Linked DNA regions of Homo sapiens: region 2 is linked to region 1. Evidence: chromatin contacts called from ENCODE Hi-C or POLR2A ChIA-PET data. All regions are on one chromosome and are shown on one strand. Each heading gives the region's core, a stretch centred on a gene start or an enhancer-like site at or near the end of the contact. The rest is flanking DNA. Distances are from core to core; before and after follow the strand shown.

Region 1 (6,622 bases), core at 233-2,732:
AACAAACATGACTTTGGAGTCGGAAAGTTTGGACTGAGTCCTTTCTTTGAGCAACTTTTAGCAGTTTGAATTTAGACTGCTAGCTTCTTTGAGTCTCAGTTTCTGAATTTATCAAATGCAGTTAGTGGTATACTATCTGATCTAACTGCTTTGTCCTATGTGTCCTTCAGAAGTATCCTCGAATGTGGTGATATATTGACAGAGCTGGTGGATTCATCAGAATGTGGGAATGTTCCTATTTTTATTCTACACTTCAGCCTGCCAGTTCAAATCCTTCCCAGTTCAGCTCCAAAGCAGCCCCTCTCCCATCACTCAAAGGCCATCCAATTCCCATTCTCACAGTTCCTCAAGACAGAAAGGATCCTTCAACTCCATGGCCCTTCATCAGCATATATATATATATATATATATATATATATATATATATATATATATATGTATTTTTTTTTAAATTGGAGATGGGGTCTCACTATGTTGCCCAGGCTGGTCTAGAACTCCTGGGCTCAAGTGATCCTCCTGCCTCGGCTTCCCAAAGTGCTGGATTATAGGCTTGAGCCACCACGCCAGCCCATCAGCACATCTTTAATTGCATTTTTCCACAGTCTTCCTTAAGTAATTCGTTTTCATGAACTATCTTTTCTTTTAGACTGGGTTTGCTGAAGGGAGCGGAGGCTCCTGTCTTCCATTTCAGTCATGTCTTACTAGACACTAAATAGAGGTAAATTACTGAATGCATTCAATCTGCATCAAGCCTCCGGTAGTCCTACAGTAACTGGTATCCCTCCCCTCCCCAGAAAATAATATTTTGTTTTATTAATGCTGGCTACAGCAGAGTCTGGTTTTCTTAAGAGTTCCTGCAAATCACAGGTTCGTCCTTTAACTTTGAGACCCAGGGAAGGAGGGAGCAAGGGAGGGAGGGAGGGAGGATGCTGTCAAGTCCGCAAAAATATGGACAACCTCAGAAACCTATAAACAGAAATATACTAACATGGTATATTTCTTACTTTTAAGGCCCTGAAATTATTAATTTTCCTTTCTTCTTTCTATGCGATTTTGGTTTCCAAATGTGTACATTGAGCAGGTATTGTTTTATGATTAGGGCGAAATTGCTGCTGCTGCTGCTGCTGCTGCTGCTGCTGATTACAAAAAATAGGCTGCAAGCAAGCCGTGCTTCCATTTAAAAGCTCCTCTTTGTTGCCTCGACAAGCAAGGGGTACTCGATAGCACTTTTCGGTTAGATTCTAATAGAAAGAAAGCTTTAAATTTCTCTCTCGGAAGCACTTTGTCAGCCAGGGTTTTCCCTCTCGCCCACCCTGCAGTTAAGGAAATCTAAGAGGTGGAAGTGGGGCGGGCTGGAGGGCCACAGACAGCCGCTGACCCAGACGCCCCATCTCCCGCCCCAGGGCGAGGGTGCGCGCTGTCGCTTATTGGCCAGCAGGGTCCCAGACCTTGACCAATCGCCTGGGGCCGGGTCGTCATGGCGACGCGCCACGCTAACGCATGGTGTCGGAGGGAGGCCCACTTGCTGAACAGCAGGGAGCGATGGCGCAGAACGTGTATGGTCCGGGAGTCCGGATAGGCAACTGGAATGAGGATGTCTACCTGGAGGAGGTACGCAGGGTGTGGCCAGGCGCAGACCCGCAGCTCAGGAACTCCCAGACCCTGCTCTAAGTTCAGTCTCCTACTTTGAGCGCCTCAAGCCTCCTCTCTCTCCCAGCATACAGCGAATACCTCTAAAATCCCCCACTTCTCTAAACTCCCAAGGAATCTCACCTGCCGAACTGCAAACCCAGGTCTCACTGACCTCTACTCCGAGCACCCTGACTTTTCTTTCTCTGGGTCCCTTGGCCTCCCAAAGTCAGATGCCTTGACTCTCAAGCCCCTGGCCTGTGTCTCCCGCTTAGTCTAGAGCCCCACTAAGTCCCCCGTATTCCTTAGAGTCTTACAGTCTCAGGCTGCGGGCCAGGTGAGGACACAGGTTCTAGGTAGAAATAATATCCCTCCCCACTCCAACCCTGCCACGCTTGCCCTCTTAAATGACCCTGAGTATTCCTTTTATTGACGTTGTACTCACTCACTGCCTCGTATTCTCCCAAGGGTGGTCTTAACAAGGCTTTGAGCCATTCGTATACGGGTCAGATTGGGGAGGGGTGAACTTTCTAGTGTCAGTCATCATACGGTCAAGGGAAACCCCAGCAGGGGAGACATGGCCTCCAAATGTCATTTAGGATGGTATCTGGCTGGAGTAATTACTGGTGATGTTTCTTTTTCTTTGTTTTGCCTTTCTCATTTTTCTAAACATTCTATAATGTAGTAAAAATATTAAAGTAGTGCTAAAAACGTTCCATCATTCCAATTATGCTCACATCTCTTTTTTTGTACTCAAATTTTGCTTTTTCAACTTGGAAGAGCTTCTGACCTAAAAGTTATTAATACTAACATCTATATTATTCAGGGCTACTTTTGTTGATTTTCTGTTTAGGAGCTCATGAAAGACTTCTTAGAGAAGAGAGACAAGGGGAAACTTCTCATACAGAGAAGTAGAAGACTAAAACAGAATCTCTTGAGACCGGTAACTTTTTTTTTTTTTATTACACTTTAAGTTTTAGGGTACATGTGCACAACGTGCAGGTTTGTTACATATGTATACATATGCTATGTTGGTGTGCTGCACCCATTAACTCGTCATTTAACATTAGGTATATCTCCTAATGCTATCCCTCTCCCCTCCCCCCACCCCACAACAGGCCCCAGTGTGCGATGTTCCCCTTCCTGTGTCCATGTGTTCTCCATTGTTCAATTCCCACCTATGAGTGAGAATATGCGGTGTTTGGTTTTCTGTCCCTGCGATAGTTTGCTCAGAATGATGGTTTCCAGCTTCATCCATGTCCCTACAAAGGACATGAACTCATCATTTTTTATGGCTGCATAGTATTCCATGGTGTATATGTGCCACATTTTCTTAATCCAGTCTATCGTTGTTGGACATTTAGGTTGGTTCCAAGTCTTTGCTATTGTGAATAGTGCCGCAGTTGGTGGGACTGTAAACTAGTTCAACCATTGTGGAAGTCAGTGTGGCAATTCCTCAGGGATCTAGAACTAGAAATACCATTTGACCCAGACATCCCATTACTGGGTATATACCCAAAGGATTATAAAACATGCTGCTATAAAGACACATGCACACGTATGTTTATTGAGACCGGTAACTTTAAATTCAGACATTGTTTTCAAAATTCTGTTGAACTTGGTGTGAGTATATGTTAAGCAAGAAAAAAATTTCATAACTGAGTTACCATTTGGAAAATAACAGTTTTTAAAAACAATTTGCAATGTTTTAAATTCTTCTAAGATTTTAGAAACATAAACAGTCTGCCCTAAATCATGTTTACCTGCATTTTACAAATAAAGAAATAAATGAGTTAATATGTAAATAAGTAAAATGCCCCTTAGTTGGTAATCGACAAATTTTTCAATGAATGTTGAATTTCTAGGATAATGAGTAAATCCATGTGATTTTAACCAGCTTTATTCGACTTCATTTGGAATTATTGGGAGCTTTGCCTTGGCAAAGGGGAAGGGAAAGGAAGAAGGAACTAAGGGTTCGAGGGAATCCAAGTGAAATCCTGAATGAAATGGGTACTAGTCCGAGAAGGAAGAAAATTGCCTTGGCAGTAACTGTTGAGGAATTGCATGGTTTATGTAATAAACTACTATCAAAATTGTAGATGCAACTTTCCGTAACTGAAGATGGCTATATTCATTACGGTGACAAAGTGATGCTTGTGAATCCTGATGATCCTGACACAGAAGCTGATGTGTTTCTGCGTGGGGACCTGAGCCTGTGTATGACTCCAGATGAAATTCAGTCCCATCTGAAAGACGAATTAGAGGTACCCTGTGGCCTGAGCGCAGTTCAAGCCAAGACCCCAATTGGCAGAAACACTTTTATCATTTTGAGGTAAAGAGACTTTAATTTTCAGTTCATTTTCATCATAAATATGTTTCACTTGTAGCTTAAAGATTCCTGGGTATTGGAGCCACTGAGTGGAGGGAAAGGTTTTGTGAACATTTTTCGTGATTTTCATCTTGCTTTGCTTACCTTGAGAATTATTGTCAAAGGAACTTTACAATCCCTTTTTACCTTAGACAGCAGGATAATTGTGTTCAATTCAAAATGCTTAAATCATGAGTATAGGATCCAGGGAATTAAATCCATATTCTGCCTGGAAGCAAAGTAGGTTTTCCCTATAACATTTTGGAACTTTTTGAGCTCATTTGAGTGTTTTCATTGTTCTTAATACGGCTATTTTTTTTTTTACAATAAAAACGTGTAGTTTAATACAATGTGGCACTAGATGGGATTTTCTCTTTTAAAATTAACTGTCCATTAAAAATGTATTTGAAGAGATTTTGAAAATGAACAATTAAATCCTTAGAGAAGAAATAGATACATGATCACAATTAAAAACTATTACTAATTCGTATGACAGCAATGTAAGCATTGCAAGAATATATGGACCCAGGCAAGGTACAGTGGCTCATGCCTGTAATCCCAATACTTTGGGAAGTCAAGGCAGGCAGATCACCTGAGGTCTGGAGTTCGAGACCAGCCTGGCCAACATGTCGAAACCCCATCTCTACAAAAAATACAAAAAATTAGCTGGGCGTGGTGGCAGGCTCCTGTAATTCCAGCTACTTGTGTCACTGAAGCATGAGAATCACTTGAACCTGGGAGGTGGAGGTTGCAGTGAGCCAAGATTGCACCACTGAACTCCAGCCTGGGGGAAAAAAAAGAATATATAGACAGTTCTTCAAGTTCTAATTTAGATTTCCTTTGAATACATATGTTAAGACAAGTAAAAATTGATCACAACCTCTGTTATCCTGAAGGATTAAGAGGGAACCGTATTAAATGTCTACAAATGTGTTACCTTGGTTCTCTCTGAACATGTCAATGCACTTGACCAGAATTCCTTAGTATACATTAGCAAGATGTGCTTAGTTTACTCTAACCAGAGGCTCACAAAGTGGGGATGCTTTGTGTGCTAGCTATGGTGCAGGGCAGGGAGTAGGGTGCTAGCTGGATTTTAAGACCAAAAGAAAACACCTTTTATTTAATTACCTAATTCAGTTACAGTATGTGAATATAAATTATCAAAAAACTGATTATAAACAAAATTGCATGCATAAAAAATAGAGTCATAGAATGATTCTAATACAGAGAGTTTACATTTACATTATACTTATTGTCCACTGACAGTGTACACAGAGATGCCACTGGTCAAGTCCTTAGATATGGGCAGGACTTTTGCCTGGGGATAACAGGAGGATTTGACAACAAAATGGTGAGTTATCACTTTGCATATCTACTTTGGATCAGTCATTTCTGTTGCCCAAAATGGGATCATAACTATCTACTGAAGTGGACAGAGAACTCCAGAGTCATGGGCTCCACCTCTGACTTCACTATGGTGTCAGCTTGCAGCTTTTCACAGGCAGTTTTGGGCCAAGCCAGTCTTTCCTTTTAACTTCCCAAATTACAAAAACTACACCCTTAAAACCTAAACAGTAAGGGAGGAAAACCATTTCACAATGCAGCTGGCAAAAAGCAAAAGTTTATACCACTTCCACCTGTAAATTAAATGATTGAATTCATTAATAACCATCTGATACCTGTCAAATGTTGCCAATGCTAGCAAGGCATATTATCTGACAACTTTTTTATTTAAACTTTTGATGATCAGACTTTTGCTTAGTATGGGAGTAGGGACAATATGAGATGCTTAAATTTGCATAAATCAGGGAGCCTTGGGGATTAGGAAGTATAATAGAACCAGATAGATTTGGGTTTGAATTTCAGGTGCGTACCTATGGGATGGGAATTTGGGTAAGTTATTTAATGCTTTTTGAGCCTGTTTCTCATCCATAAGATGGTGAGTATTAATCTACCTTACTACATGCCAGGCAGTGTTGTAAATGCTTCACATATTTCAACTCTCCTAATCCCCCAAACTTGCCTTTGAGGTAGGGACTATTTTACCTTTAATTTACTGATGGAAAAACTGAGGCACCAAGAGGTTAAGTGATTTCTGACTCAAGTCACTCAGTTAGCAAGTAGCAGAGCTAGTACTATATCACATTTTTTATTGAATTAAAAATCCATTTACTATATGATGTAGCGTTATTATTATTATTATTTTTGATACCACTAAGAAAACACAATGCTGCCTGCTGGGTGCAGCGGCTCATGCCTGTAATCTCAGCACTTTGGGAGACCAAGGCAAGAGGATCACTTGAGGCCAGGAGTTGTAGACCAGCTTTGGCAACATAGCGAGACCTCATCTCAACTAAAAATTTTAAAAAAATTGGCCAGGTATGGTGACGCGCTCCTGTAGTCCCACATACTCATGAGGCTGAGGTGGGAGGATTGCTTAAGCCGGAAGGTAGAAACTGTAGAGTTTGCACCACTGTACTCCAGCCTGGGTGACAGAAAGAGACCCTGTGTCAAAAAATAAAAATAAAAATAAAAAATAAAAAGAAGAAGAAACGATGCTACCAATTAAACTTTGACACCCCACAGATGGTAAGTTGCAGCCTGATAAATATTGACTTACTGAAA
Region 2 (6,684 bases), core at 3,406-5,905, 55 kb after region 1:
GGGCTGGAGGGTGGGGCGTAGGGTTTGAGGAGGATTCTGCTGCACACCTTCCCCCACCATCCCCCCAACGTCTCTCCAATAAAAAAAGTAAAACCACATGACACACTGCCATATGTCTTTGATAGTTAAGAGCTATGTAATGTTGCCCGGGACAAGCATGGATATAGTTTTATTACTCTCCGTCTCCTCCTAATTTCCTATTTACTTTTCAATATACAAAGAGTGAAATCACTTTCCCAAACACTTGGAATTCATTTTCATTGCTTTTTTTCTTTTCTTTTCCTTTTTTTTTTTTTGACAGGATCTCATCTGTCGCCCAGGCTAGAGTGCAGTGGCATGATCATGGCTCACTATGGCCTCAACCTCCTGGGTTCAAGTAGTTCTCCCACCTCACCCTCCTTAGTAGCTGAGACTACAGGAGCGTGCCACCATGCCTGGCTAAATTTTATTTTTTTGTAGAGATGGAGTCTTCCTATGTTGCTCAGGCTGGTGAGCCACTGTGCCCAGCCTGGAATTTATTTTCAACAAATTATTTATTTAGAGTATTCTAGGCTTCAAGCACTGTGCTGGGCTCTGGGGATCTAATGGGACACATTAAACAAACAACTGTACACACATAAATATAACGGCAAAGAGGGTTAAGTTCTATGGGAGGCTGTAACAGGGAACTGGCCTAGTCTGGCAGATCAGCGTGGGGCTTCCCTGAGGAGGTGCTATTTGAGTTGTTTTCTGAAGGGTGTGTGGGAGTTACACTGGGGCAGAGATGGAGAAGCAAATGGGCGAATTGTAGAATAGGGATGGGAAAAGAAAGTGTTTTAAATCTTACCAGCTTAACCTAGCCACTGTGAGTTTTTTAAGTGTACATCCATCCAGTCTGTTTTTCTTGCAGCATCTTAAACAAATTATGGTGACTTGTTAGCTAAGGGAATAAGATCTTTTTGCTGGTGGGGCAAGGTTTTGCCTGTGTATCAGCCAGTTGTCTCTGTTCCCCACATCTGGCAGCCAACCCCTCAGTGTGCATCCCTCACTACCAGAGGCCTCGCCCTGAACCCTGGAAAGCCCTCAGTAATACCAGCAGCTCCCTCTTCCTGAGTGCTTTCAGCACCAGGCATTGATTTAGGATCAACCTGCATGAGCACTGACTCATTTGATCTTACCTACAGCGCTTTATTTTTATTTTTATTTTTTATTTTTACCTACAGCACTGTGGGGTACATGCTGTTGTCTTTACTTCTCAGGTGAACCAAAACAAGACACAGGGAGTTTAACCAGGTGGTGAGTGGCAGGACAGATTTGAACACAGGCGGGTCTATTCCATCCTAAAGCCTGTACTCTTAGTAAGCAGTATGCAGCTGAAAAAGCACGGTGAGCTTTCTACATATCCATACTGCTCACATGCTGATGCTTCCACTCGACATTGGGTTGTGGATAACTTCTCAGTTCCGACAAAGTTATCTGAACCACCAGTCTTACCAACCTCAGAAAAACAGATCAGATGCCTGTGCAGTAATTTATTTAACCATTCCCCAATTATGGACATCTTGGCTTGCTTTCAATTTTATGTTTTCCAAAATATCATCATAAATATTTTCAAACATATGGAAAAGAGGAAAGAATTGTAGTCAACATACCTATGTCCACTATCTAGATTCTACAAATAACATTTTAGTATATTTGCTTTATCACATCTATCCATCTCTCCATCCCTCTGTCCATCCATGCATCCATCTTTTTTTTTCATTTTTTTCTTTTTTAAATATAGAGATGAAGTCTTACTATGTTGCCCAGGGGAGCCTCGAACTCCTGTCCCCAAGTGATCCTCCCTGCCTCAGCATCCTAAAGTGCTGAGATTACAAGAGTGAGCCACCATGCCTGGCTATCCATCTCATTTTTGAATGCATTTCCAAATAAGTTGGGGATTAAATAAAGAGTACCTGAGGGCCCAAAGTAGCCCCCCTGGCTTCCTCTCTAGTAGAAAGTAGGGTGAGGATATAGGTGATCTCCCTTTGGAGGCAGACTATGTGTGTGCACTTACTTACACTGGCGAACCTTCCAGGGTGGAACTTGACTTCATCATACATCTAACTTTCAATATTTGTTTACTGTTGTTCTTTCAGGTAAGATTTACATACAGTGAAATGTATGTATCTTAAGTGCACTGTTCAGTTCATTGTGAAAAGTGTATATCCCAGTGTAAAGCACACCCCTAGCAAGGCATAAAATGTTATCATCACTGGCTGGATGCAGTGGCTCACATCCGTAATCGCTACACTTTTGTAGGCTGAGTAGGGAGATGGCTGATGCCCAGGAGTTCAAGACCAGTCTGTGCAACATAGCAAGACCCCATCTCTAAAAAAATTAAAAATTTGCTGGGTGTGACGGTGCACACCTGTAATCCCAGGTACTTGGAAGGCCGAGGCAGGAGGGTTGCTTGAGTCTGGGAGGTTGAGTTTGCAGTGAACTATGATTGTATCACTGCATTCCCGCCTGAGTGACAGTAAGACTTTGTTCACCCCCACCCAAAAAAATTACCATCATGATCACCCCATAAAGCTCTTTTGTGCCCTTCTCAGTTGCTTTCAATTTTTGCTGATAATACACAACTTGTTGCTAACTTTAAAGACCTGATTAAATAAAGTATGGCACCTGCTTTGTCCTCCTTTGACCGTGGGGGCAGAACCTTTGCCTGCAAAGGCCCCCAGTTGTGGTGAGCAGACCTCATGATGAGTTCAAGTGCAGACTTTGGCTGGGGGTTCTGGGATAAGAAAGCAGCACCAAGCCATGGGTTATTCTGGGCTAAAGGGCAACAAGGTACGGAGAGTGGTCCTGGCTATCTCTGGGCTTGGGATTAGGGTTGCAGTTTTGGGTTCTGACAGTGAGGTTAGAAACAGGCCAGGGAAGAGGAGATGGAGCAGGGGCCCCATGGGTGGTGAGCACTGTATTGAGGCTTTGTATGTCCTTGTTTATCCTGAGGGCCTCACCTGAGCCCCCATGGACCCTAAGGCCCAGTGATGGGTGCCAAGCTGTTCCCACTAGAGTTGTCCTCATATTTCCTGCTGCAGTCCAGACTAGAATGGGCATTGGAGGCAATGCATGTACCTTTCGCTAGCAAGATGAATACAAAAACAGCACAAAATAGATTGCAGGTAGTGTCGGGCAGATGTGCTTTCAGCCGTCTGAATCGCTATGTTGTTATGAGGTGGAGAGGGGGAGGGTATAGACACAGGCATTTCTGGCTCTTGCACACTGCTGTTCTTTTCTTCCCATTGCAGAGGGTGTGTGGAGCACTGCGGGCGAGATGGAGCTGAGGGAAGGCAGAGCTGGTACGTGTTGAACGTCCACTGTATTTCAGGCAGTGAGAGCGTTCTGTATAAGTCTTATAATAACCCATTTTACAGATGAGGAAGCTGATGCTCAGAAAGAGGACTGGCTTCCCTCAGGTCAGACACTAGTCAGCAGCAGCCCAGGGGATAGGTACTCAGGCTGCTGGACTCCTGGACCAGTGCTCTTTTCAATGCAAACCCCTCCTGTGACTAGGGTGTGCACGTGCATACGTATGCCTGTAACAGGTTAGATCCATGTGTTGATGTGTCTATATTGTCTCTGTGTCTATGCATCTGATCACAAAGAATCCCTCTTTCCCTCCTTCCTTTGCCCTTCTTCCTCCCGGCCTTTTTTTCTTCTTTCTCTTCCTCTTCTCATCCCTTCCTCTCACAGCTACTTAGCATCCAGTTTGTGTCAGGTACTATGCTCAATACCAGGGCTACAAAGAAAGATATGGCACAGCCCCTGGCAGCAAGGCTTTATTCTCTTACTGGTAAGGCAGACACACGGATGAGAGAACTCAGCATGGAGTGCTTTGGGAGGACAGAAGGGCAGCTCCTTATTTATTTCTTATTTATTGAAACAAGGAGTGCAGTGGTATGATCAAGGCTCACTGCAGCCTTGACCTCCTGGCTTAAGCCTGGGCTTAAGCAATCCTCCCGCCTCAGCCTCCTAAGTAACTGAGACTATAGGCACATGCCACCATGCCAAGATAATTTTTTTTTTTTTTTTTTTTTGAGACGGAGTCTCACTACATCACCCAGGCTGGAGTGCAGTGGCACGATCTTGGCTCACTGCAACCTCCACCTCCTGGGTTCAAGCGATTCTTTTGCCTCAGCCTCCCGAGTAGCTGGGATTACAGGAGCCTGCCATCGTGCCCGGCTAAGTTTTGTATTTTTAGTACAGACAGGGTTTCTCCATGTTGACCCAGCTTGTGTCCAACTCCTGATCTCAAATGATCCACCTGCCTTGGTCTCCTAAAGTGCTGGGATTACAAGCATGAGCCACTGCACCTGGCCCATACCAAGCTAATTTTTCATTTTTATTTTTGTAGGGACAGAGTCTTGCTGTAGAGACAGGGTCTTTCCCAGGCTGGTCTTGAACTCCTGGCCTCAAGTGATTCTCCCACCTCAGCCTCCCAAAGAGTTAGGATTACAGGTCTGATCCACTACGACCAGTCAAGTGATTTAATGTGTGAGTTGGGAGGGGGTGTCAGGGAAGTCTTCCTGGAGGAGGTGATTCTGAGCCAAGCCTTGAAAAACATACAAGAGTTCACTGGAGGCAGGGCTTGTTGAAGCTCTTGCTTAGAAAGGGCAGAGTGTGCTGACATGTGGAGGTGGAAGGATGCACGAAGCATCTGGAGGAACTTCAAGCGTCGGAGAGACAAGCCTGTGTTCTTGGGCAGGGATTTAAAATTTTTACTTATTGAGTCAGTCATGTCATGACAACAACAAATTAAGAGAAGAAAGTAGGGATTTCTTAATCTTTAAAAATGTTGCTTTCTGATGCAAGGCAGGAAGCGGCGTTCCTCAGATACTTGTGTGGGCAGAAAGACTGAAAGCGTGGGACAAATAACTGCTTTGCACAGCTGGGCACCATCCACCTCGAACTCCACCCTTGTCCTGTCTGAAGCCACGCAGGCCAGGGCCCCTGGCCAGGGCATCTCGGACATTCTGTGACAGCCAGAAAAGACGAGGGACTCAACTGCCTCCACACCCTTGTAAAAGGCAAGACCCCAAACTGAACACATGGTTCCTGCCAAAGTCTTGCTGAGTGGAAACATTCTCCCCCTTCTCCCCCGGGTGTGTCACTCATTAATACCTGGCCTTTTCTTGTTGCCAGGTGGTGCTGTGCAAACCATCCTAATATTGGCCTTAAAAATAGCACCACCCAGGCACTGACCACTCCCTCCCAGTGTGGCGTTTAACCCTTTCTAAGCCCACCCATGTGATAGGGCTGAAGGGGATGGGTAGGAATCTACAGATGCTCAGCACGGCAATGTTTACTTACTCAGCTTTTGTTACAAGGACAAGAACTGACTGGATTTTGTTGTCAGATAATCCTGGGTTAACATCCTGGCTCTGTACTTTGGGCTTTGAGTTGTTTTACTCCCTGTGATGTCTCTTCCTCCCTTTCTTATAAGAAAAAGGGGAAATCATTATGGTACCAACCCTCCAAGTGAATTGTGGAGCTGGATACTGTGTGGATGGTACTTAGCCTTGTGTCTAGCTGTTCCATGGTGAGCAGGCCTATGCAAACCTACCCCCAAAGGCTGAGGAAGTTGAGGGGCCAAAGAAAGAAGCTGAAAAATCCAGTTTCTTAGAAAGAAATGTTGAATAGGGACTTATGTCCAGAAGCCATGTCTGTGTCTAGGACGGCGAGACAAGATGGTGAATCCCCACAATTACACCCCAGACCCAGGGTTTATATATCATAGGAGAAGGGTACAGTGCTTCAGAAGGAATGGGTAGGGTGATTGCTCAAGGTCAGGATTTATGGTAAGTACAATAACATCAAGATTGTTTTGACCTAAGGGTAGGATAAGTACATGCTCTTATACAAGGAACAGTAGATAGACTAGAAACCTTACGAGACTTTCCTGGAACTGGAGTTAATCAGAATCCAACATGGGGGATTAGCACCCAAGATGGAGTTGCCTCAGCCTCCACACTGGCCCACAGCAAGTGCTGCACAAATGCTTGTTGTTGCTGTTATTAATCAGCCAAGGTTCTATATCTCTGAGTACTTTTTATTTGTTTTAGAGCCATGAATTAAACCAAGTGATTCTTCTTGTCATAACCGGAGGGTCATGAATGCTCTTGGAACTAAACTCTCTTCCCTTGGAGAGAACATTCTGTTTCCTAATCTGTGGCTTCTAGGAGCTAAGAGAGATACTGTGAATATGTTTTTTAAGTTCCATTTAAACCTGGGCCTAATCACATAAATTACGCTAAGGAAATGTCTGGAAGAGCTCTTTGTAAACTGAAAACTACAAACAAATGTAGAAACTCATTACATGGCATTAGTCATTTATTCATTCATTTATGCATTGATTCACTCAGTAAATGTTTATCAACCCTTTATGGGCCAGGCATGCTCTAGTGCTGGGGACCCCACAGTGAACAGGCTGATGAGGTCCCTGTGTGGGACCTAGATGGGGCGGATGGGTGGTATGTAAGTACCCAAGCAGACTAACAAGACAGCTTCAAATGCTGGCAAGTTCTATGAAGAAAATAAAATAAGGAGAGGTAACGGTGAGTGCCTGGTTTAGGTTGAGTGGTCAAGAAAGATCCCACTTAGGAGATGGAGTCAGGGAAGAGCCAGCCATATGAAGATCTGGAAGTGGAACTTTCCTGTAAG

The links. A loop is a pair of places that touch in the nucleus more often than their neighbours do. ChIA-PET counts read pairs that join two places held with the same protein, here RNA polymerase II (POLR2A).
Region 2: a map of heart left ventricle shows a loop between it and region 1 (2.1-fold over the local background). The contact joins the enhancer-like site here to the promoter of CFAP161 in region 1. A Hi-C loop is called at or near these places in 2 of 168 maps with a recorded cell type or tissue (gastrocnemius medialis and heart left ventricle). POLR2A ChIA-PET finds 5 or more read pairs at or near these places in 1 of 52 experiments (activated B cell).

The regions. Positions count from the first base shown.
Region 1 is chr15:81,132,788-81,139,409 of GRCh38, forward strand. CFAP161 (cilia and flagella associated protein 161) reads left to right here and starts at 1,483. Exons shown (of 7, transcript NM_173528.4): 1 at 1,483-1,611; 2 at 2,483-2,572; 3 at 3,729-3,961; 4 at 5,264-5,348. The coding sequence starts at 1,543.
Region 2 is chr15:81,185,081-81,191,764 of GRCh38, forward strand. It overlaps a transcript of IL16 not described here. Among named protein-coding and RNA genes, the nearest start is that of IL16, 8.5 kb to the right of the region's middle. RefSeq lists an enhancer at 4,453-5,652. Within about 2 kb of position 4,656, at least 12 of the 41 ENCODE cell types and tissues checked have a DNase peak (open chromatin) inside an H3K27ac peak, as active enhancers do; they include heart left ventricle, where a contact is called at or near this core.